Regions from separate parts of the Homo sapiens genome. Here region 1 is linked to region 2. A link is a loop called in an ENCODE intact Hi-C map of the cell type or tissue named here. Cell type or tissue: heart right ventricle. All regions are shown on one strand. Links, peaks and the distances in the headings refer to the core of each region. The heading gives the core; the rest is flanking DNA.

What was found. A loop is a pair of places that touch in the nucleus more often than their neighbours do. Peaks named below come from ENCODE experiments on the same cell type or tissue, not always from the same donor. Only the 100,000 strongest peaks of a DNase experiment are listed, where the experiment ranks them.
Region 1: a loop joins it to region 2, with 2.7 times the contacts of the local background. A loop is called at or near these places in 51 of 110 quality-filtered maps.

Annotation. Positions count from the first base shown.
Region 1 is chr6:168,144,974-168,157,634 of GRCh38, forward strand. No RefSeq gene overlaps it. Among named protein-coding and RNA genes, the nearest start is that of FRMD1, 72 kb to the left of the region's middle. RefSeq lists enhancers at 5,348-5,984, 10,676-11,675, 11,676-12,661. In heart right ventricle, for the core only: a CTCF peak has its summit at 6,079 (motif pointing right); no DNase peak of the experiment used is centred there; H3K27me3 peaks cover 3,978 bases.
Region 2 is chr6:168,363,936-168,376,596 of GRCh38, forward strand. It overlaps LOC107986549 (a long non-coding RNA gene), which reads left to right and starts at 3,665. Exons shown (of 3, transcript XR_001743904.3): 1 at 3,665-3,896; 2 at 4,207-4,903; 3 at 5,062-6,349. In heart right ventricle, for the core only: a CTCF peak has its summit at 6,515 (motif pointing right); a DNase peak (open chromatin) is centred at 6,516; H3K27me3 peaks cover 2,310 bases.

The DNA of each region.
Region 1 (12,661 bases), core at 2,985-10,984, 220 kb before region 2:
TGATTCTTAAATGCCTTGAGGTAGTCTTTAGGTTAAATCTGGTTAGTGTTCTATAACTTTCTTGTATTTGGACATTGATATCTTTCTCTAGGTCTAGGAATTTCTCTGTTATTATCTCTTTGAATAAACTTTCTACTCCTGTCTCTTTCTTTACCTCCTCTTTAAGGCCAACGACTCTTAGATGTTCTCTTTTGAGGCTATTTTCTAAATCTTGTAGGCATGCTTCATTCTTCTTTGTTCTTTTATTTGGTTTCCTCTGACTGTGTATTTTCAAATAGTCTGCTTCAAGCTCACTAATTCTTTCTTCTGGTTGATTGATTCTGCTGTAAAGAGACTCTGACACATTCTTCAGTATGTCAATTGAATTTTTCAACTCCAGATTTTCTGCTTGAATCTTTTTAATAATTTTAGTTATTTCAATCCCTTTGCTAAATTTGCCTGATAGAATTATGAGTTCCTTCTCTGTGTTATCTCAAATTTCTTTGAGTTTCCTCAAAACAGCTATTTTGAATTCTTTCTCTAAAAGGTCACATATCTGTTTCTCCGGAATAGGTCCCTGGTGGCTTATTTAGTTTGTTTGGTGAGGTCACGTTTTCTTGGATGGTCTTGATGCCTGTGAACGTTCATTGGTGTCTGGGCATTGAAGAGATAGGTATTTATTATAGACTTTGTTGTCTAGAGACAACAAAGGTACTGCCTTTGTGGTCTTGGATAAGATCTGGAAGAACTCTCTGGTTACCAGGGCAGAGACTCTTATTCTCTTCTCTTACTTTCTCCCAAACAAATGGAGTCTCTCTGTCTCTGTGCTGAGGCACCTGGAGCTGGGAGGAGGGTGACACAAGCACCCCTATGGCTACCACCACTGGGACGGCACTGGGTCAGACCTTAAGCCAGCACAGCACTGGGTTTTGCCCAAGGCCTGTTATAACCACTATCTGGCTACTGCCTATGTTTGCTCAAGGTCTTACGGCTCTGCAATCGGCAGGTGGTGAAGCCAGGCAGGCTTGTGTCCTTCCCTTCAGGGCAATGAGTTCTCCCAGGCCCCGGGCAGATCCAGAGATGCTATCCAGGAGCCAGGGATTGGAACAGAAAACCTTAGAAGTCTACCTGGCGTTGTATTCTGCCGTGGCTGAGCTGACACTCAGAACACAAGATGCAGTTCTTCCCCCTCTTCTTTGCCCTTTCTGCAGGGAGAGAAACTGCATCCTATGGCCACCACGACCACAGACCCACGGGAATACTGCCAGGCCGCTGCCAGTGCTCCCTTCAAGCCCAGGAACTCTTCAGTCAGCTTGTGGTGAATGCTGCCTGGCCTGGCACTCACCCTTTCAGGCAGGGGGCTCCCCTCTGGCCCAGGACAGGTCCAGAAATGCTGCCTGAGAGCCAAGGCCTGGAATTGAGACCCCAAGAGCCCGCTTGGTGCTCTGTCCCACTGTGGCTGAGCTGGGACCTAAGGTGCAAGACAAAGTCCCCTTTATTTTTTCTCTGTTTTTCTCAAGCAGAAGGAGTCTTGCCCTGTAGCCACCACAGCTGGGAATGTGCCAGGTCACACCTGAAGCCAGCACGTCTCTGAGTCTCACCCAAGGCCTGAAACTCCTGGGTATCTCTACCGCTCCTTCAGGGCCCAACGGCTCCTCTGTCAGTAGGTAATGGCTCCTACTTGGACCACGTCCTTCAACAGGGCACTTGTTGTTTTTTTTTTGTTTTGTTTTTTATCCTAAGACAGGGTCTTGCTCTGTTGCCCAGGCTGGAGTGCAGTGGCATGATCTTGGCTCACTACAACCTCCACCTCCCAGGTTCAAGCAACTCTCCTGCCTCAGGGCGGTGCTCTTGTGCTGAGACAGCTCTGGAAAGTGTGGAGTTTCCAGCTGGGCTGGGGCTTTTGCCCAACATGATCAGGCTGAGCTGGAGCAGCCTTGATCTCAGATGTGGGTCTATTCAAGGGCAGGTTCACCACGGTGCCAAGGAAAGATGCCTGAGGACACCTGAGTGGCCTCATTCTACACCTTCCTGATGGCAGTGGCCTCATTCTGCACCTCCTGATGGCAGTGGCCTCATTCTGCACCTTCCTGACGGCAGTGGCCTCATTCTGCACCTTCCTGACAGCAATGCAGCCCCCAACGGTGATCCATTTTTTCTGAATATGCAAAAAATATCAACTCCATAAAAGACTCGTGTCTAGTTAATAATCCAAACAGGATTGAGAAGTCCTGCTTTGGAAATGAGAAGAGAGGAAGTGTCCCCAGGGCTTCGGTCCTGGCAGGCATATCCATTATGGCTCCACTCGCTAAATGAACAGCCTGGCTCACAGCAGGCCCTAGACCATCCTAAACCCTTCCATTAATCAAATTGCTTGGATTAAATAGAACAGCAAAGCAGTGATCTTGAGAATGATCTAATAATATTGTGATTGCTTTGAAGATTAAGTGAAAATATCAAAGGAGGTTAACCTAATCTCCTTCCCACCCCAAATGTAAATATACAGTATTGGATTCCCACTGAGAACTGGGAACCTTTTGGGAGGTGGCTCCACTAATCACTCTTCCTGTGACAATCTAGAGAGCCTAATTAAAGATTCTAGGGGCTGGAGAACATTGGCTCTTGGGAACATGTGGGCAGCAGGAAACTGAGCTCTTTTGGAGTGGCTGTGATGGGCGTTCCCAGGCAGGACTGCCCACTTTCTCTGGGTGGACTGGATGGAAGCTTTGATAACCGCATGTGAAAAGCACTGCATCTATTTTTCTTCCTCTATACATTTTCTACCAGAGGTTCACGCAGACTCAGGGAGGTGGTTTCTATCGTGGAAGATCAGGTTTCCCAAATGGTGTGCAGAATATCCGGGACTCATTCTTCCAATCCTGCCTCATACAGACTGAGAACTTCTAATTCAAAATGCTTGGGACCAGAAGTGTTTCAGATTTCAGAGTTTTTTCAGACTTTTGAAATATTTGCATATACATAGTAAAATATCTTGAGGGTCCAGCACAAGTCTAAACATGAAATTCATGCATGCTTCATGTACGCCGTGTACACATAGCCCAAATGCATGCTTCATGTACACCTTATACACATAGCCTAGAGGTAAATTTATACATTTTACATCATTTGAGACATAAAACAAAATTCATGTACATCAAACCATCAGGAAGCAAAGGTGCCACTATCTCAGCCACATATACGGATAAGCTGGGAATATTTCACATCACCATCTCTCCTGGCTCTGAATTTATCTGCTACCAATAAGCAGTCCTTTCCTCACGCTTACTTACACAGAGTACGTGACAGTAAGGAACACTCCATCCCATTAAAACAGTGAAGAGTAACGAGTCCAGGGTTAGTAGCAGCATGGTGGCATCAGCCATCAGACAGCAGCTGCAGGGAACAGCGGCATCTTCAGTATCCACCAACAGTGCTGGGCTTGGTTAAAAGGTGACCATACGCTGGAGCCCCCTTGCTGAATAAACGGTGTGTTTTGCACCTGTGTTTTGACTGTGACCTGTCACATGAAGACAATGCAGAATTCTTTGCTTGTGGCGGCATATCTGTGCTACAAAATTTTGGGATTTTGAGCATTTCGGATTTTGAATTTTCAGGATGCTCAGCCTGTGGTAGACACTAAACTAATATTTGTCATGTTGAACACGCATGTGGTGAGTGCCGACTGCATCTGAAGCACATGCACAGACCACATGTGAAGTCTTGCCGACTTCAGAGTTCAGGAGCCTAGCAAGAGGTGAGAGAAACACAAACAACATAAGTCAAAAGTGACGTGATACGAGGTCAGGAGTTTGAGACCAGCCTGGCCAACATGGAGAAACCCCGTCTCCACTAAAAATAGAAAAATACAAAAATTAGCTGGGTGTGGTGACACATGCCTGTAGTCCCAGCTACTCAGGAGGCTGAGTCAGGAGAATCACTTGAACCCGGGAGGCAGAGGTTTCAGTGAGCCAAGATCGCACCACTGCACTCCATCCTGGGTGGGTGACAGAGTGAGACTCCATCTAAAAAAAAAAAAAAAAGTGATGTGATAGAAATACAGATTCCAAAAACGGGTTCCTGTCATAGGTGCTTTTTCGTCTCCAAGTCGAGAGTATCATGTTCCTTTCCAAATGACACGGATCATACAAGTTTAACACAGGCTTAGAGGTCTCCCAGCCCTGGAGTCTCCACGTGGAATCTCAGAATCACCGGGGGAACATGGAGCAGCCGCTGGCCCCAGCCCCACCCGGACCTGGCCCTGCTGGATGCATTTCCCACGGCTGTTGAAACAAATCACCTCAAACGCAGTGGCTTCTCCTGACCAGATGGAGTGGCGGATGTAGATGAGACATAGCACTATAAACCTCTCACACTGAAGGGGGTGTGGAACTAAGAAACGTGTTATGTGCTGCGCTTTGAAATGGGGAGAAGACTAGGGAAGCATTCTAGAACGAAATTCCAAATATCTCTTCTGAAGGAGAACAATGCGTGAATCACCCTAAGTAACAGAAGTAAGAATGCCTTTCACATTCGGCTTTGAGGGGCATTCTGTAATTTTTGCCTTGCTTTGAAAAAATATCTTCCATAATTTCTTCATTGGCTTAATATTTGAAGCCTCATTATTCTCTGAGCCACACATCTATGGAAAGTATAAGATGTCCAGGATTAAATGTGGCAAAGGAATGATTAAAATGGCTAACCTCTTGCGGTCACTCCTAGATGTGTGTATCTCAGGGTAAAGGTCTTAATTTCTTTACGGCAGTTTCCTCATTGGTAAAATGAAGAGAATCACAGGGCCACCTCCTTCATAGGGATGTTACGAGGTTTAAATGACACAGTATATGTCGGCTGGTTGTGAGAGCACTCAATGAACAGAAGCCGACTTTGTCACCAACGTCATTTCCATTGTCATCAGCACCGTGCACTTAATCGCAGCGTAAGGAGGGAAGGCTTGCTGGGGATTAGCAGATGATGGGACTGTGAGCCTCTCTCTGAGGATATTTAAAACATCTCAGTCTCACAGCAGATTGGACGCAGAACTGAGCGATGAGGAATTGATGGGAGAATTAATACCTGCGCATCTGTCCTTACACTTGGGTGGGGCACGTGCTCATCTGACACAGGGTGATATTCCTCTTGGTGGCAAGATTCACTCAAACATCGATTTTCTCCCCAGCATTTCCATTTCTGAATGGGATCTCTGTGTCCTTTGACATGGTGTTAAATGTTAAAATACAGGGTTTTGTGGCATCACAGAAAGTCTCTGAGGACTCCGAGCTGGGTCCCCATTGAACCCACCTACAGAGGTTGCTGTGGAGCCGGGAGAGTTTTTACCACAGTGCCTGGCACATTGTAGGTTTCAAAATACAAAAAATGGAGTTTCTGGATCATTTGTTAGCTCTGTTTTTAATTTTTTGAGGAACCTCCATATCGCCCTCCCTACAGTGGCTTCATCAACAGTGTGCAAAGGTTCCAATTTATCCAAAAAATGGGAATCAGGATCTCAGAAAGATGTCTGCACTCCCATGTGCAATGTGGGACTGCTCACAGTGGCCAAGATACAGAATCAACCTGTGTCAACAGATGAATAGATCAAGAAAACGTTCAGACAGAGAATGCAATATGCTTCGACCTTAAAAGGGAAGGCCGTTCTCACCCATGTCACCTGCAGAGGTGAACCTTGAGGACGTTCTGCTTGCTGAAATGCGCCAATCACAAACAGACCAACACTGTGTGATTCCTCTTGCGTGAGGCCCCTAGAGTCCCCGGAGCCACAGAGGCAGCCGTGGAGTGGCGGGAGCCAGGCAGGGGCAGGGAGGAGAGGGTCTGCTGTTCCGTGGGAGTGAGTGTCAGGGACGCGAGTGCACACGCTCTGCGATCTGCTGTGCAACGTTGTCCCCAGAGCGAACAGCACCGTGAGGTCAACACTTACAGTTACGTGAGGAGGGTTGAGCCCATGCTAAGTGTTCTTACTGCAAAAAAATTAAAGCAGAAAAAAACCTTAGAGGTAGTGATGATTTCTATCTATAGTCAAAGGTGTTCTAGGCGAAACCTGTTTTGGTTCGGCTTGTTTTGCCTGTGCACACAGCAGGTGGCAGTCTGAGCCTGCAGATGGCACCCTGAGGCACGGCTGGACGTCGAGTTGAGGAGGGGGCGTCTTGAGGCCTCTGTCATGCCCTGGGTGCCATGTGGGCGGAGATCCCTGCCCAGGCACAGCTCTGAGTCCCATACACGGGTGACCCGCACCTCCCAGGGTACCGTGTAGACAGGACTTTTCTTAGCAGGAGGGAATTGTTCATTGAGTTCTCTGAGTTGATTAAAAGGGAAAAAAATCTATCATAGAAAATCTGTAGTTTCTTGGTTTTTTCCTTTCAAAAACTCACAGTTTTCTTGACACTCTTACAACTGCAGGAAGTAAATGTTATAAGTTCCGATAACACCTCAGCATACTTCATTCCTTGCACCAAAACTAAGTCTGACTGGATCACGGTGTAACTTTTAACAATGAAACCATAAAATCCTAGAAGGAAAACAAAAATATACGATTAATATTGGGGTAGGGAAGGTATGACCCAAATCCCAAAAAACATAAAAGAAAAAGTTGACAACATTTACCATATAAAAATAAAAACATTCCTGACAGGAAGAAGTGTGTAAACAAAGTCAAACACAAACATTCAACTAGCAAAAGATATTTTAACAAATAAGAAAATAAAAGACTTATGATTCCAATACACATACATATTAATAAGGAATGAAATATTGAAAAATGGCCAAAGATACAGAGAAAGAGACGAAGAGCCATTAAATATTTAAAAATATACTGAACCTCACATGATTAAGGATAGTTTGTTCAAATGACGTCAAGTCAGTCTTCATGCATCCATTGGTAGAGAGGTAAACCCTTCCCATAACTGGCGAGGGGAGGTGCAAGAAGGGACTCTCATTTACCATTGGGGGAGGGTAAATTGGCCTAATATTTGGAGCTCAATTGGCAGTATCTTTTAGAATGATGAACGCTTTTGCTCTTTGACTCAGCAACTCAGCCCATTTGCACAGAGATGTTTATTGCAGAATTTGTCTGAAATAACAACAAAGTGTAGAGACTCAAAGGCAGGTGGGCTATGATAACATGTGGCCTCCTTCTCTACAGACTGGGAAGTGGAGGCAGGGAACGCTGCCTCGTTCCTGCTCTGTTGCTTGGCAGAGAGCTTCCAGGCAAACCAGAATGGAGGTGAATGGTGAATTAGGCCTTGGATTTGGGGTCTAGACCATGCAACATATAGTGGGTCACATCATTTCACACCAACGACATGGGTCATCGTCTCTCCTTAAACTTCAGCTTCATAGGGCTCCCACGATTTAGTAATGTCACAAAGCAACATGTGGTCTTACTTGGGACAGACATAATAATGCATCTTGAGCCATGGAAATGGGTTAAGTGCTAAATCTTATAAATATTTGTCCTGCCCTGGACGTTTAGGGCAAGGAAAGGAATGTTTTCTCTCTTACTGAATTCCACATCATCTCAGCTTGGCAATCAATCAAAGCTCTGGCTTTCATCCTGGGATTTTATGACCTCAGATGGGAAGCACGACAAGCAGAGAATTTACAGCTATGTGGGGACCCCAAGCTGAAAGCTTTCTAACGCACGTTGGAGGGTCTTCGGGCTCCACTGCCGTCTTGTGGGTTGCTTTCTCTTCTTTGCAGTTTTCCTGGCAGAGTTGCTCGGATTACTTGATGAGGTTCTTGGGGTTATCTTTTCAGGAGCATCCCTGAAATCACAGGTGTTGTTGCCAGAGGCGATGCCCTCTCTTCAGCTGGCAGAAGCGCCAGCGGCAGGAGCGTGTCGAGGGAGGTTTTGTGTCTCTTCTCCCCATCCTCGGCCTGCTTACCGAGGCCCGCTCCGTGCCAGAAAACACACTGGTGTTCATGTGTCACCCCAGCTCCACGATCATGACCTGCTGCCTGTCTCAGGTACCACCAGTTGCATTTTCTCAGACAGAATTTTAACTTCATCAAATTGTGGTAGGAGGAATCCTAGAGACCACGTAAAATGACTCCTTCATTTTCTAGGTGAGGATCTTGAAACCCAGCAGGGTTAAACGACACTGAAGAGGAAACACCCAGCCCTGGCCCCACAGAACAGCGTGAGCTTGCTAATGAATAGCCCGAAGACCACAGAGCACTAGACAGAGCATTTCAGCTTTGAAGAAGTGAGTTCCTGACCTTGAGCTTTGGAACAGATGCTCTATGAACCTCTGCAAGTGACCAGCTTTTAGGGCCATCCTTGAAGACAGCGATTCTAGTGAATGGACAGTGTGTAGCTCCTGCTCACAGCTGGGAGAACTACTTAAAGGGAGCACATTAGGTAAGGATCCAACTTACACTTTGATGTCTAAGTCTCTTTCTTTGCCCGTCAGAACAAAAGTCACTGCCATGATAACTAGGCTTTGCTAGTGCAATGCAGTATATTTTAAATTCTTACAAATATTTTAGACTTGTTTCCACAGAGGCACCATTGATATGTACGTAAAACAGGGCCTTTCAGCAAAGTGTTAAGCTGATCATCTGCAGGGGTGAACCTACAACAATGAAATGACACGTGTGCTCGTGGATTAGACGGCAGTGAATGTGGTTTCTCTTGAGAACTTCGTTCTAGTGGAAAAATGAAGCATCTCTCCCTCGTGACACGGTTCTCACCACAGCGGTTCTGGCCCCTCCTGTTAGTGATGAGCAGGTTGTTTAAAAGAAAAAGAAAAAATATGGCCTCCTAAGCACATAAACCGCACGTTGTAAAAAAGCCCAGACTATCCCAGTGAGATTATAATGAACGTCTTATTTCCAATTAAGTTTCACTTCATATAATTGGATTTTATGCTTCAGAATGATGTTCCTAATTATGGGTGTTATGTCTGTGAGACAACTGTTAAAAGAAAAACCTTGGACAAGGCCAGGCACGGTGGCTCATGCCTGTAATCCTGGCACTCTGGGAGGCTGAGGTGGGAGGACTGCTTGAACCCAGGAGTTTGAGACCAGCTTGGCAACACGGCAAAACCCTGTCTCTCCAAAATTTTTTTTAAAAAAGCATTATCGTGGTGTGGTGGTACACGCCTGTAGTCCCAGCTACTTGGGAGGCTGAGTTGGGAGGATCGCCTGAGCCAGGGAAGTCGAGGCTGCAGTGAGCTGTGATTAGTGCCACTGCACTCCAGCCTGGGCAATGGAGTGAGACTCAGTCTCAAAAAAAAGAAAAGAAAAATCATAGACAAATTAAATTTAAGAGAGTAATTGAGCAAAAATGCTTCACCAATCAGGCAGCCCCTGATCAAGAATAGGCTCAGAGAGACTCTGGCACTGCCTTGGGGTGGAAAGAAATTTATGGACAAAAAAGCAAAGTGAGGCACAGAAAACAGAGAGGAAGGACAGAAACAGCTGGTCAGTTACAGCTCAGTGTTTGCCCTTTTGAACACAGTTCGAACAGTTTGCTGCCTGTGATTGGCTGAAACTCTGTGATTGGTACAAGAGTGGGTTAGGTCTGTTTCCATGTCCAGTTAGGTGACAGTTCGCTGTGTACACAGAAACCTTCAGGCCAAATGTAAAATGTGTAAGAAGGCAGCTTTAGGCTAAACTTCATTCAACACAGTGCAGAGTGTGTAGGCAGCATCCATGAATGAGAAAGTTATAGCGTGTGAGTGTGTGTGCACAGGGCAGCACCTGTGGCTGAAAAAGTCACAGCAGGCGAGTGTGGGCATGCACAAGGCAGAAGGATGGGACAGCATGGCCGGCCAGTGCATGGTCACTGGGGGATTTGCATGGCAGGCCAGCTGGATGGTTTCTGGGGGATTTGCATGTCGGGCCAGTGCGATGGTAACTGGGGATTTTTCATAGCAGGCCAGTTTGATGGTAACTGCAGGGTTTGCATGGTGGGCCAGTGCAATGGTAACTGGGGGACTGGGTGATTTTCAGATGCAAGAACTCTTCCCATTTCTTCAAAGCGGGTACTGACATGCTGAGCTGTTCATCTGCATGACTGCAACCTCTGTGGGAAGTTGGGGAAGCCACAGACAGAGGCATTTTCTTTTCTTTCTCACAGGTCTGGGGTATCGCTGCCACTGTGTTACTCCCTCCAATGATTAAGTCCTACAGAAGCCAAGCCCTTTTGGGAATCAGGCTCAGAGTGGGCTGTGTCCTCACCTTAGTAGCTTCCCTTGTCCAGGCCCCTGACAACAGTCATGGGTGGCGGGGCCTCCAGTTTCAGTGAGCTTTGGGGATTTTCTGTAGCGCACCACCTTCCGCTCCTTAACCTGCATGAACAGAGATGACCATGGCCCATCAGAAGATGGAGAAACTAGACAGGGGGGCATGTGTGCCCCCTTTTCCAGAGCCTCACAATGACTCAGCGTTTGGGCAAGAGATGGATCCCAGGACTCCCAAACATTCTTCCAGCCTCGCACAGTTCACCAGAGAGTCACAGTGACTCATTCTCATCCTCAAAGTCTTTTCCCACTCAGGTGTCTGGTAAGAAGCCTGGTTAGAAGCTCCACTGCAGGAAGAAGGACATCTTGCCATGTGTTTTGAACACATGTTGTCTTGTTATATGTTGTGAACATAGATGTTTTCAATTGATTTTAACAAAACACATTATACATTCCATTAAGAAAAAAAAACAATCAGTGTGTTTGCTTTGCTGTCTGTGAAAGATGTTTCAAATGAAGTGGAGTGATCTAATTTCATTGTCGGCTCCTGAAGAATTCATATAGCAGAGTGAAAACATCCATCAGTATTTGGACATGTACTCCTTGTGGTTTAAAATAAGGGCCAAGCACGCCTTTTATTTGGTGATATTCAACATAAAGAAGGCGTTTTCTATGTTTTTGTGATCTCATTTTGCTTTCTTTGAAGACGAATATCATTTTTAGAACAAAAAAGATTGTAAAATAATTATGTCATCAGAATTCAATGATAATTCACAGGAAAACAGGACACTGATTGTGTTGGTCAAACAGCCCATGCGCACGGTAAGCCGAGTGTGACTTTGTTTATCAAATGCTCATGTGGCGAGACCGATCTCTGGACTCTGTCCTGGGTTCCCGGGCTCCACCCAGGCTGCATCTCCCATCCCCCCGGTGCACACGCTGTGTTGCTGCATCTCCCAACCCCCGGTGCACACGCTGTGTTGCTGCATCTCACATCCCCCGGTGCACACGCTGTGTTGCTGCATCTCCCATCCCCCGGTGCACACGCTGCGTTGCTGCATCTCGCATCCCCCCGGTGCACACCCTGTGTTGCTGCATCTCGCATCCCCCTGGTGCACACGCTGTGTTGCAGTTCTTGCCTCGTAGGAGCCGTCCATGGCAGCTGGCAGGTGGAGGATCCTGCCTTTTGAGTACTGTGTTCCTGGGTCAGTGCAAAGTCAGGTGCACTGGAGCAGGCTCCTATCAGCTAAACATTCAGGAAGTTTGAGAGGCTGATGTTAAGGTAGCTTGAAGTGGTCATGAGAGAAAAATTTGCACCCTGAAAGTTGACAAATGCTTCAAATCAGGACTCCTCCTCCATCCTGTCCCAGCTGAATACAGAGAAACGATTCATCTTTTGCCGACCTCTGTTGCCTTTTGGCAAAGTAAAGTCATGAGACTTCAGGAAGCAATTCAACTTCTCAAAATGAATTAAATAGCTTTCATGAGCTTGCAAATGTCTGCCTTTCTTATAGGAGGAGGCAGAGGGTTCAGCCTCCCTAGAGAAGTGATATTATAATCTCCACCTCTGTCTCCTTTTGGCAAAGTGAAGTCACGAGATTTCGGGAAGCAATTCCCGTCTACATTCAGCACCTGCAATTGCATTAAAGGACATCCCGGGCAGAGGAAAAGCAAGGCCACGGGCACAGGGCGGGGCAGTGGCAAAGGTGATGGGGAAGGGTGGCTGCCGACATGGTGGTCAGCAGGCTGCAGCCACCTTGTGACCAGGAGGTATGCCTTGCTCAGAAGCCCAGATGCTTGATGCATGTACCGTCCAGATGTTCTAAGCCATGTGCACAGAGAGCCCTCGGGCCTAACAACACATACATCACTGTCAATCCCGAAGCACCGTCATGGAGATTTATCCACCCTCCAACAGCATCAGTGCCCAGGAATCCGCCCAGATGAGATGAGTTCCAGGAAAATGTTGTCCCTCAGGAGTCCTGGGCTTTACTTTCAGATACACTACTCTCTTCAGGTATGAATTCCATAGTCATTTCCATGTTAAGCCTCAGCCTTTTCAGTGTAAAATGGCAGTTCCAGGGGGAAATGTTGTACAGTAGGATAAGCCAGACTCAAATTACTGAAAACATCCTGAATTAGTAGCCACATTTCCACGTTTCGGTGGCCCCTGGCAGGTGGAGGTTATCAGAGCGTCTGGCAGCCCTCTCATTCCCAGGCTAAAATGAGGTCTGACTGCAGCTCATACAGCTGGAGTGTGGCCTGGTGAGGAAGGGTTTAGAAGACCGAGAGGAGGCTAACATCCTACAAAGCACAACAGTCACTTCCTGAAACATACCTTAGGTGTGATTTTAAACTTGACTCATTTGACGCACTTTTTCTGGCACTTACAGAGATGAGGCCATCTTCTCTTCTGACTGCTTTAAGCTCTTGCCAGGCATTGCCAAAAAAAAAAAATAACCTGGGGACGAGCCGCCCACCCAGCA
Region 2 (12,661 bases), core at 2,288-10,287:
TTTGCCCTTTGCCCCTCACCCCTCACCCCTTACTGGGCATCTGTGGCTCTGGAATAGAGCCTGTCCTGGGACCCCACAGAGCTGATGGGCGAGACGTGGTCTCCACGGCAGCAAAGGGAGGCAAAGGGGAGAGAGGAGTTCCCCAGCCCTTTCTGTGTCTGCTTAGTTCACATGCAAAAGAAAACATCTTGAGGCAGGAGCGGAGGTAAAACAGCGCCACACAACACACACAACAGGGGGCATTTGCAGCTTGTTAATGCTGATTTAACAGCAATTAGAATGGCATAGATATCTTCCGGGAGGGGGCCATCAAGGCGTTAATTAGAAAAAAATTGAGAGTAAAGAAATACAGGGAGAAAACAAGACATTCTTTAAGAAGCTGTCAACCTGGGCAAGGACGGCCCAGTGGTGGCCCCAGAAGGGGCTTAGAAAGATGGCCCTGAAAGGTGGCCCTGGGAGGTGATTCTTGGGGGTAGCCCTGGGAGGTGATTCTGGGAGGTGATTGTGGGGGGTGATTCTAGGGGGTGGCCCTGGGAGGTGACTCTGGGAGGTGATTCTGGGAAGTGATTCTGGGGGGTGATTCTGAGGGGTGATTCTGGGAGGTGATTCTTGGAGGTGACTCTGGGAGGTGATTCTGGGAGGTGACTCTGGGAGGTGACTCTGGGAGGTGATTCTGGGAGGTGACTCGGGGAGGTGATTCTGGGAGATGATTCCGAGCAGTGATTCTGGGAGGTGATTCTGGGGGGGTGGCCCTGAAAAGTGTCCCTGGGGGATGATCCCGATGTGGCCCTGGGTGTTGGCCCTGTGGGGTGATCCTGGTAGGTGGCCTAGGAAGGTGGCTCTGGAAGGTGGCTGTGGAGTTTGCATGTGGGCCGGGAGCCATGGAGGAAGCACAGCAGGCATCAGCTGTCAGGGAGCTGAAGGAAAAAGAAAGTCCGGGGAATCAGGAGGAGGCCCACTGACAGCCCAGCTCCATCCCCGAGATCCCAGGTGTGAATGTTCCTTTTAAATATCACCACGGCGGTTACTCTCCTCAAACGTCCAGCATGGCCAGAAATGGCAGCAGAGGCACCCAGAGCAGGCACGTGGGGGAGGCAGTGTGTGGCCATCAGGCTGCATGTGGACGGGCCGCCCTTTCTCAGGGCTCTCAGATGCGCTTCCAGAGAGCAGGGTTTGTGTCGCCTGGGTGGTAGAGGATGCGGCCGGGAGCTGCCCTGCAGATGGAGCACGCTGGGAACGTTGGTCACGACACGGAGTCTCTGGGAGGTTGTGGAGGCCAGCGTGGGTCTGAGCCCGTGTCCGTGCCGCCACACAGGGCACGGGAGCCTGTTCAGTCTCCTCTTCTGAATACGAGGGCTTGCAGGAGGGACCAACACAAAATTCGTTTCCGGGCACACGGACGCCTGAGGTAAGAGGGCCGGGGTCGGGGAAGGCAAAGAGGAGCCGGTCCTGGGGCCAGTGTGGGGCCTCTGCTCTGAGGCGCTCTACCCCAGAAGGTGCCTGGCGCTGGGGAGCCACCCTCAGGGGCTCGGCCTTGGCCTGCAGAGAGGGGAGGGCAAGAACTGGTGTCAGCTCCCTCCTCCACTCAACCTCCTGGGTGTGGAAATGCACAGACACCTGGAGCCTCCGTGGGCACCACGCAGTTTTGGGTCGAGGGCTCTGCTCCAAGCACCCCGGGCATAAAGGCGGGCCTTGGCTCGGTCAAGAGTCCAGGCACGCACACTGGCATAAAACACTCCTCCGAAGGAATATGGAAATGTTCCATTTTACTTTGTTCAGGACTCCTAGGAAAATAAAACTTAGACATTTTGTATTTGAAAACATGACCTTCTAACTCTCCGCTATGCAGAAATGGGTTTGGGAAGAAACACATGAGCAGAAAGTCATTAAGCAGCTGCGTCTAGGAGGGCTGTCACCTTGCAGCCACCGAGAGGCTCCTCAGAGCACTCAGGACCACTGGGCGGGGTGAGCGGGCCCAGACTCTCCATCGGGATCCTTTCCCTGGGACTGGGAGCTGCCGCCTTTGCATTCTGGTCTCCCAGGGTCAGCACGACTGACGGCAGCACGGGGCACGTCTCCACACCGACCCCACCGTGACCTACCAGGGCCAGGGCTCCAAGTCCCCATGGAGTCACTGCTGGAATTAGGAGCAGCTAAAACCAACGGTGTTGTAAAAAGTAAAGTAGAGGTTCCCCTTCAAAGAGACTCTCCTCCCTGTCTTATTAGAAATAAACAGTAACTTCTCTTAGAAGCAAAGCAAAATTTATCCAAAGACCTGTGCTGACATTCTTAAATATCTGCTAGCCGTAATAAATCAATGTACTTTATGCTCTTAGCTCCCACAATTTAGCCTAAATAGTTGCCCTGGCATGCTTACACTGGTCCAAGCGGGCATTAGGCCATAGCCTGTTTCTCTTCCTTATTTGAAGGTGTTTTTACCTTTCTCAGCATTCCACAAGTTACTTCCTCCTTCCTTTGTTCTCCGCTGCCTTTGCCTCTTTTAAAAAGTTCTAAGTTGCTAGGTAGTCGGGACAAATACAGAATGTGAGGTCCCATTCCATCCAATGGAAACCAGACACAGCAGTAGGGTGGACGCATCAGGTTATAAAAGACCCTGTCTCCTTTGTTCAGTGTACTCTCGTGGCAAAACTACTGGCGAGCGTACCCTTTCTGCACAAAGTAAAAATGGCCTTGCTGAATAAATTAAATTTATGTTCAAGTGCTATTTCTTTGCGGCACCGGAGAACAAGCATTTCCAACAGTGTCCCCTGCGCCATATCTGGCCACACTTCCTCCTCCCTTCCTGGTGCTCATTCAGTCACTTGTTTGGAAAATGTTTATTAGGACCTAGAGAACTGGCGGTGTGGTTCGCTGTTTCCTGTACCTCAGGTGTAGCCATTAAGAGAGTAATAAATCTGACTGCATGCATATCAACAGGTGAGGAAAACTGGTCACAAATAAAAGCACATCATCATTTTATTTTGGTAGAAACATACATGACGAAAATTTTGGAAGGACAATTTTGAGTGGTGGATATGTGTCACTTCTACTATCCTTGGATAGAGGAATTTTGGGTTATTTTTATCTTTTATTTTACACTTTCAATATTGATTATTACAAAACACGTGTATCTTTCATATTTAGGAAAAATCAAGTAAATCTATTTCAACGTTTAAAATATATTGAAGCACTGCTCCATAAATATTATTTTAAGAAGAAAGTATTACTCCAGGTTCACGGAGAAGGAAAAAAAAAATCACAAGAAGGCTGTTTCCTGAGGCCTATTTACAAAACATTCACATTGATCAACTTTGGAAGTCAGGCTCTCAAAGGAAATGTGCACAGAGGTGCCCATGTCTGATATTCTTATCCTGTAGAGGAAAGGAAGTCAGCCCAAGCGGGTCTGAGGCTCACACACTGACCACGGAGGAAACCACACTCCGGGTTGCTTTGCCCATCGGCGGCAGGGCCGGACCTCAGGGCTCTCCTGACACTGGCGTGTTCCAGTCCTGGCTGCATCTGAGAATCACCTGGAAACTTTAAAAACGCGGGTGCACGGTCCCGCGGGGCTTCTGATTCACTCAGCCTGGGGTGTGGCCTGGCCATCAGGACTTTAAAGCTCCCCAGGATGTTCTAAATATCCTGCCAGGGCTGAGAGCCTCTGCACTTTATCATGCTTGCTCTCCAATCCCGGCTAACTGGCTCCTGGCCACAATCCCAGGTGAGCTGTGGTCAGACGCATTTGTGCTGGAAGGCTTCGCAGCTTGGCTGGATGGGGGATGTCTGGTTTTGGCCCAATTTCTGCCAGATGATAGATGATCTCACTGCTTCACTTCAATCGTCTCTAAAATGGATCTGGACGTCTTTTAACCTTATGTCTTCCATCTGCAAACACAGTGAGTAACATCAGAGATGATCAATGCGAATACGGCCCCAAGAAATTGCAAACAGCTCTCTAATATCGCTAATACCTTTTACTATTATGCAGTCAAGATTAACCCAATGCTGGGCAGATTAAAATTATGTTCTTAGTTGGAGCCTCTAGGTGAAAACCTCGTCTTAGTAAAACTGTACTTACAGTCAAATTCCACTGACACTCAAAGCGTTACTATTATTTTCATTTTTATCTTAAAAATTATTTGCAGATTCACTGGCTCTCCTTGAATCTCTCAGTGTTTTGCAACTCCATTTTAATCTCTTTTCAAGGTTCTGACAAATGCCATGACAAATGAGAAAAGAGTGTTGCATTTAAACAAAAAGTTTAGCAAGAGGAGAGGCCGTGACACTGGAGATGGAGGAGGCACTCCAGTTCAGTTGTGAGCAGTCCTGTCCGGATTCCTTCCTGTCCGGATTCCTTCCTGTCCAGATTCCTTCCCTGGCAGAAATCAAACTTGCCATGAGCTGTGAGTAGTCCTGTTTGGATTCCTTCCGTGGCAGAAATCAAACTTGCCATGCATTTGTTCCTTCTATCCTCTCTCTTTGAATTTCAAAGAAGAACTGGAAAAACAGTAATTATTCAAGATTTTAAACTGTAATGCAGTGAAATACTCCTTTCCTCAGGATAGCAGGGTCTTTCCTGGAGGCAGGAATGTGCGACATCCTTTGGAAAAAGTTCTCTTATTCACGGTGTTTCGCAAACCTGGCAATGTGTTCAAGTCAGCCGGGGGCTTCAGGAGGGAGAATTTCCCAAGAAGAAGGTCACTTCTGGACTCGCTTTCTGGGACATCAACGGACTCACAGAGAATCCGAAAATCAGAGAATCCGTGGCAGGGGAAGGCAGAGGTTGCCTGTTCCTTTACTTAGAAGGAGCTGAAGGCCTTTGTGAGGACAGGTCCATCCAGGAAGCTCCTTTGGGGAAACCAAGCAGAAAGGAGGCCTCAGGAAATTCCCTGAGACACAGACTGTAAGTATCCACCCCCCACCCCAGGCTCCTTATTTTGGTCCTCTCCCTGCTTACATACCAATTACAATGCCTAGGTCAGGACCAAAACACAGGAGAAGGTAACAGCAGTAATGGACATAGGAGTGAGGCCACCTGGCCAAGTGTGATCTTGCTTCCAGGACCGTCGAATGCACACACAGCCAAACGGATGTGAGACCACACAGCTTATCCTGCCGCCTGCCTTCTGCAGCTGTGTTTCTCAGCTTTCCTCCCACCCCAGGATTCAGCCTGCCTGGCCCAGCGCTGCCCCTTCTGCTGTCCTGAAGGTCTTACCTCCTGCGGCTCCTTCTGTCCCATCCTGGTGGCTGCCCACACCCATCTTTCGAGTGCCCACCTGTGCAAATCCCAGCACTGCCTCCCTCCTTCTGTATGTACTGCTCAACCCTGCACCCCACCCTGCTCCCCACACCATGGTGGGAAGAAGCCCCCTCTTTTCCTCCCTGTGTCCTGCACCTGGAGCAGAGCCCACGTGACGGAAACCCAGGAGCTTTCCTTGAGGGAATAAAAGCGAATAGGACTGGGCGCAGTGGCTCATGCCTGTAATCCCAGCACTTTGGGAGGCCGAGGCGGGCGGATCATCTGAGGTCAGGAGTTTGAGACCACCCTGGCCAACATGATGAGATCCCGTCTGTACTAAAAATACAAAAATTAGCCAGGCGTGGTGGTGGGTGCCTGTAATCTCAGCTATTTGGGAGGCTGAGGCAGGAGAATCGCTTGAGCCCGGGAGGTGGAGGTTGCAGTGAGCCGAGATTGCGCCGTTCGCACTCTAGCCTGGGCAACAGAGCCAGATTCCATCTCAAAAAAAAAAAGGAACGGAAGGCTCAGGTCAGTGCTGTGCTAGGCTCTTCAAATACTTGCTCTGGTATTTAAATTAAAACAATGTATCTAGTTGAGCTTCTTGTTTACATTTTTTTTTAAAGACAGGAAGATGCTTCCATTTTCCCACAGTTAATTGATTCTATCACCTACTAAAAGTAGGAAAGAGCTCTGGATGGAAAAGCCCCTTCCATCCCGACAGATGCTGAACACCAATCCACAGCTGCTTTCCAGCCCCAGGGAGAAATCCCACGTGGGCCTCGTGTGGTGCGTGCACACAAAACACAAGACGCACACGCTCACCAGCAGGTCATCCACGTGACGTTTACATTTCATGCTGTACCTGACGCTGCGTCCCTACAACATAAAATCACAGTGTGTTGCTTATAGACCTGAACCCTCAATATAATGTCACATCCGACTGTACACAATGTTTCTATGATGAATACGTTTTCGGTGCAATGAGAAAATGAACAATCAGCACAAGTGTGAGCTGTGTCTTAGAGTTACTTTATTGGTAACATACAATGCTGTTTCTTTTTATTGTTACAATAAAATGAACCCATAAACTCTGTGCTATAGTGCCCAGGAGCTGACAGACAGGAGAGGGGCTGTGACTGCCTCATTAAGAATTCATGAGAAGATTTGCCCGGAGCTGGGGAGGCCTGGCCGGCCTCCCTCTCCCGCGCTTGTTCCTGAATTAAAGTGTTCACGTGGCAGGGCCCGCTTTGGACAGCATCACCACTGCCACCAGGGGGCACCCTCGGCTCACGCTGAGCCCGGCCCTCCTGCCCGCGGTCGGGCTGGGACCGTCCTCTGGGCCTGCATCCGGCCTGGGACCCTTCTCCTTGTCTGTGCCCGGGCTGGAACCCTCCTCTGGGTCTGCGTCCAGGCTGGGACCCTCCTCCTTGTCCGCGCCCGGGCTGGGACCCTCCACTGGGATGCAGAAAGAGTCCTGGGACGAGTGGACGTGCACAGAGGTCTCCACAACTCCCTGCAAGCTCGGTTACACCCAACCTCAAATCATCTTCTCTCCACCACGCTAGAGCCAACCACGCCTCCCGAGGAGCAGGTGCCTCCTCTCTGAGTGGCCGGAGAGACCCGGATGTGATGTCAGCGGCGCAGCAGGCGAGAAAAGCGGGGAAGGGCGTGGGGTCAATCGGCTGACGGCAGGAGCCCGGGGGGATCTTTCCAAGGCGTCTTGGCGAGTCCAGGCTGGGCCCTGGATGTCGTGGCCGCAGGGTCGGGGTGTGGTTCCCCGGGAGCGGCAGAGCTTGTGTCCCCGCTTTGTCCCCTCAGGTTGGTGGGCACGTGGCACCCCAGGATACACAGGACTGTGTGATTTAGAAAAACACCACGCGGACGAATTGTTATTTTGCAAACCTGGCTTGTAATGAATGCTTTGATCAGAAAATGCAAGGCTGCCTGACCCCCTTTCTGTCATCTTTGAAAGAAGGAGGCAGAAGCCACGATCTGACCAGCACAGGAGCCCAGCCTGGAAAGTCAGGAGAGATGAGGCTGCCGGCCAGATGCACGTGTTTATGAAACAGCCTAGGCAGGATTTGGGGAGCGAGGGCCCTGCCTTTTCCCCTACATCACTTGCCCTTAACCATTCTCATGTTAGCTTTGGAGCCAGCTACATTTCCACGAGGCTCGCTCTAAAGTAACACCAACTTTTTAAGCGGCAAATGTTTGAAGGTGCCCACCAGCATGTTCCTCACTGTGAAATGCCTCGTTTGATCCCGCAGGGTCAGAGGTGAGAGCTGCTGGGGACCTATTTGTTGCCATCACTGATCAGACTAATTTAAAAAGAAATGACTGCTTGAGCCTCACGTGACCAGCCTGAGACGAACTGATCTTAGGAAAAGCTGCACACCTCCTGTGGCCACGACTGATGATGGGAATAAATTCGTTTCCAGAGCTTGACAGGAAAATCACCTCCCTTCAGAAAATGACTAACAGTGTTTTGTGTTTGATACCACCTTTTAGCTTGTCCCTCAGGTCTGATTTAACCTGCGGGTAGAGTTGATTCTAGTCATCTTGCCATGTCTCCTCGTCCTACAAGGACACCAGCCATTGGATGAGGGCTGGCCCTAACCCAGGATGACCTCATCTGAATTGCAGTACATCTGTAAAGAGTCTATTCCAAGGAAGTTCATGTTCATAGGTGCTGAGGGGAGGGATGGGACACCTCTTTCTAGGGGACACAATTGAACCCATAGCCAGTGGTCCGGCTGCATGGACAGGGAGGCCGCCGAGGTGCCTCCTGTCCCCCGTGCAGAAGGTCACGGACTTGCAGGAGTGGCTCTCCCACCATTAGACGGTGCTGCAGCCTCAGGGACGGGCCCCCCAGTGCTCCTCCCTCCTCAGAGGGGAAACTGATCCCGGGACCTGCACTTCTCAGGGACGTGGTGCTGTTCCCATGCTCTGTACTCTGATTCTGAAAAGACCCGCCCAGGACGCCGTGGCCTGGTGATCCTGGCCTCCACATGCAGTTCCCCGGAGGGCTGGGAGGGGATGTTGGGAGAAGTGAGGAATGATCATGGCTGTTCAGGTGCCTTTGGGAGGAACCTTGGTTAGACACCCAGGACCCAAGCTGGCGAAAACGGCCGGAGGCACTGGAGCCAGGCGTCAGAGGTCAGGCCCAGCAGCACCAGGTGTACATGCACATGCACACTGGCCCAGGCACATGTAGCCACGCCCATGTACATGCACACACACACATGAATGCCTACGCATGTGTGCAGCATGCACCCCCATCACAGGCCAGGCCCATGTACACGCACACACACAAAAACACCCACATATATGTGTGCAGCACTCACCCACATCACAGGCTGGGCCCATGTACATGCCCACACACATGAACGCCCACACATATGTGTGCAGCATGTACCCACATCCCGGGCTGGGCCATGGCCAGGCGTGTGGCCTTCCAGCTCAGGGCTGCCCCTGGGGTCTTTGTCTCATGGTGAGGCAGCGTCTGGGCTTTCCCCCTCAAACCCAGGGCTGGCGCCATGACCCATTCTGTGTGGCCGCCTGTCTCTTTCTCAAAAGAGTGGTCTCATGGAAGGTCTTAGAGCTGACACCTGGGTGAGGATAACAAAGCCTCATTCACCGGGCTGTGCTCATTTTATGGCCAATGTTTGGTTCCCTTGAAGACCCAGGCTACTTTGATGTGAACGTTTGCTCCTTCAGAAGTCAATGTTGTTGATTTGGAGCAACGGTTCCCCTAACCGAGCTGAGACCTTCCGTAGAACTCCGCAGGGGCAGCTCTTCCTAATCGCCTTTTATTGCTTTATAGGTGCCTGTAGCTTGGATAAGCTGGGGCACAGCAGGCCGTTATTGATAAGGACATTTCATACCTAACAAGGGCCAGGTGACATTTCCTCGTGGCTGCCCGTAGGGATGTGGGCTCAGATGTGAACCGAATGGAGAGAAAGAGACGATTGTGAAGGGAAAGGAAAACAAACGGCCACCTGCCCTGCATCCATGAAAGAACACCTGTGTTGACTTAGCCCGCGATGAGAATTCGCTTTCCAACCAATACGGTGTTTTATTTACCTAGAAAGACCCGTATCTGCAGTTCTCCCTTTTCATCAGAAAACTGACAGCATCAAAAGGAGATAACTCCTTTTTTCTTTTAATTGAAGAAGGTGGAAGAAAGTAACTCTTTCAAGGGAAATGGCCCGAGCTGTGGGTCAGGCTCAGACGTGGGCGCTGCGGTCAAGCTGTGGTGTTTCCATCCATTTGCTGCAGGCCCAAGCCTGGGTAGGGTTCATCCTCCCTGGAGACAGAGGTGGGAGATGTGCTTTGCTGTCCTCTCTGGCTGAAGTCACCAGGGCAGAACTGCACTTCTGTGGCCGGCGTAAGTCACACTGAGAGTCAGTGTGACCCCCATGCCTGCCTCTGTTGCCCGGGTCCTGTCCCTGGCACCTCCGGAGGCCCCTTCTTCACCTTTGTGATGCAGGCTCTCCCCAGGGTCTCTACAGCCCACAGGCCCCAAGCTTCTTCCACCAATGAGTGTGCAGAATTTGGTGGCAAAATAATCATTCTCCTTATTTTTATTATGTACTCTTCAAGCAAATGTGGTACATTGAAGAATGGGAATGACAGATCCCTTCCATGCTTCTAAACTCTCTCTGATGGTCAGTTTGGAGAACGTTTTACGGTAGATACAGTTTAAGTAGTTTTTTCCCATGCAATTATTAAAGACAAGGAATAGAACATGGTGTTGCTTTTTCCAGAAGTAAGAGAGGTGCTGATAAAGGTATCAAGCCAAGGTGTCCTCCAGGGAAGGAGAAGGAGCTGGGGTTCAATGCCCAAATCCCAGGGCTTAAACTGCTGGCTGAGGTGGGTGTCCAGGCTGGATGCCACAGTAGGGGAGGCTGAGGCCAGGCCTGGCCAGCTGCTCAGCCTCTGTGTTCCATGCTGTGATTTCCAGCAATCCAGGAGCGGTGGGGATGGATGCTCCAGAGCTGAGGATTCTTGGCTCAACCCAGGGACCCAGACCCTCCCATGGTCCCAGTCTCAGGACCCCATGAATGACCAGCCAGCAGACACAGGCTCAGGTGAAACTCAACTCACTTCCTCCCACCAGCTCCCGCCATCCCTCTTCTGCCACTGGCTGCACGTAGCCTCCCGGGGGGCTGGCTCAGGTCCAGCCCAGCGGCCATCCACACAGCCGGCGGGTACAGCTCCTCGGAGCCTGGGAAGGACAGAGCCCGCGAGGCACCTGGGTCGCAAGTGCGAAGTGGACTCCTTTTCCCTTTTCTGGACGACACAAGGGAGGGATATTGTTGGAAGGGACCCTTCCTTCCAGAGTCTGCTGCCAGCTGAGGGCACCCTGCCTTCCCGGCTCCTCCTCGCCGAGGCTGGGCTGGAGGAAGCCCTGTTTGCAGCTTCCCTGTGGTGGCTGCGGTCAGTGTCTCTTGTTTGAGGGATCTCGGGCAGATCTCACTCTGACCCAGGGTGAGAACAGACACCAGGCTCAGCTATGGCACCTCTGGTTTTGGAAGCTGAGTCCTCCTAGCCAGCTGCTGAAACATGTGAACTCCACTCCACGGCTGCCCAGGGCAGTGGCATTTGCACTGTGTCCCCTGAGCGCTGGGGTTTTGCAGACGTGACCTAGGGCGGGGTGCTTGACAGCAGGTACCCCCGGTCCCTCAGCCCCTTCTCCCCCGTCAGCCCTGCTCTTCTCATTTCATTTGTTGGGGTTTCAAAGAATGATGTTTGCAAAAAGGTTCTGATGCCAAGAAACCGCGAGCCCCGGTGGCTAGGGATCTTGGATCACCACCTCTATGGACGCTGCAAGCCTGGTGCCTCCCCAACAGAGTCATGGCATGATGGCCTACCCCAGACCCATTGTCAGGCCAGCCCAGCAACCGTTCCCCTGGGACAGGGAGTGGGCCTTGGACCTGCCTCCAGCCTGCCCTCCATCAAAGTGACTCTCCATGGAGAAGCCACAGGTCCCTGGGGCAGGTTACAGTGCATGGGTGTGGGGGCAGATGGGTGGATTTGAGTCTCATTTCTGTCACTATTTAGCTTTGGAAACTTAATCACCACATGTGATCCAAATGTCTTATCTGTAAGATGAACATAATAATGACGACTTGATACAATTGTGCCAATTAAAGAAAGCAGTGTTCTCGGATACCTCACAGGTGCCTGGAGAGTGATCCCTGTTGGCTGCCACACTGCCTGCAGCCTCTGATGGGAACCCGTGGCCCTGCCTCGGTCCTACGTTCTCCCGGATTAGACCAGCCCCTAAAAGTCTCTGCCTTTCCCCTCACAGGGCCTTTGTTCCCCCTGCCTCTTCAGCCCCATCTTGCCTCTTGTTTTTGTTTGGGAATGAGCTCCTGTGGACATCCTGAGGCTGATGTGGACAGGGAAATCTGGGAGATAGAAATCCATGGCTCTTTTCTTTTCAGCAATATAGTCAGCTGTGTCTAAGGAAAATTTATTATGATAGAAAATTTTAAAAATATGGTCTAAAACAGGCTGGGTGTGTTGGCTCACACCTGTAATTTCAGCACTTTGGGAGGCCAAGGTGGGAAGATTGCTTGAGGCTAGGAGTTTGAGACCAGCCTGGGCAACAAAGTGAGATCCCATCTCTAAAAAATAGAAACATTAGCTGGGCATGGTGGCACACACCTGTAACCCAGCTACCTGAGAGGCCGAGGTAAGAAGATTGCTCAAGGCTGGGAGTTTGAGGCTGCAGTGAGCTGTGACGGTGCCGCTGCACTCCAGGCTGGGCAACAGAGCGAGGTCCTGTCAAAAAAAAAAAAAAGTCCTAAAACAGCAGCCGTGGGTATTATTTTGAGCCTGAGTGAGAGAAGGCATGAGAAAGCCCAACTATAGACAAGGAATATCAGTGCCAAGGTAAACGCTAGGGTATTCCGCCCACATACTCAGTTAGGAACTGGGGTTCTTATTTGAAAATGGCCCATGGATATTTAGTAATAAGACGCAGTTGCGAATCTGGTTTTGTATCTTAAAAGCCGGGACAGCCGTGTTTAATTTTGAATTACCTTTTAAAATTGTAAAAGAGGAATTGTTCTGGGGTGATGTGATACAGACGAGAACCAGGTGCAGCTGGGCCTCCCCCACTCACCTGGCCTTTCCTCTCAGCCTTTGTGGCATGGTTGGTCCCCGCTGCTGTGCGGCTCTGCTCTTAGCGAGGTAACTCAATATGAGAATTAATTACCCTGTATTTTAATAGCCACATCGAATCAAAGGTTGGGTACCAGCTCTAGACTCTTGGCCCATCTGTCTCTAGAAGCAGGTCAATATGATGGAATAATTTTTTAAAATGGTTTTCCCTTAAAAATCTCTCTCCATATGTCTGTTTGTAAACATCTTAAATTTATCAACATAATGGTGTCCACACATTTGATAAGTTAG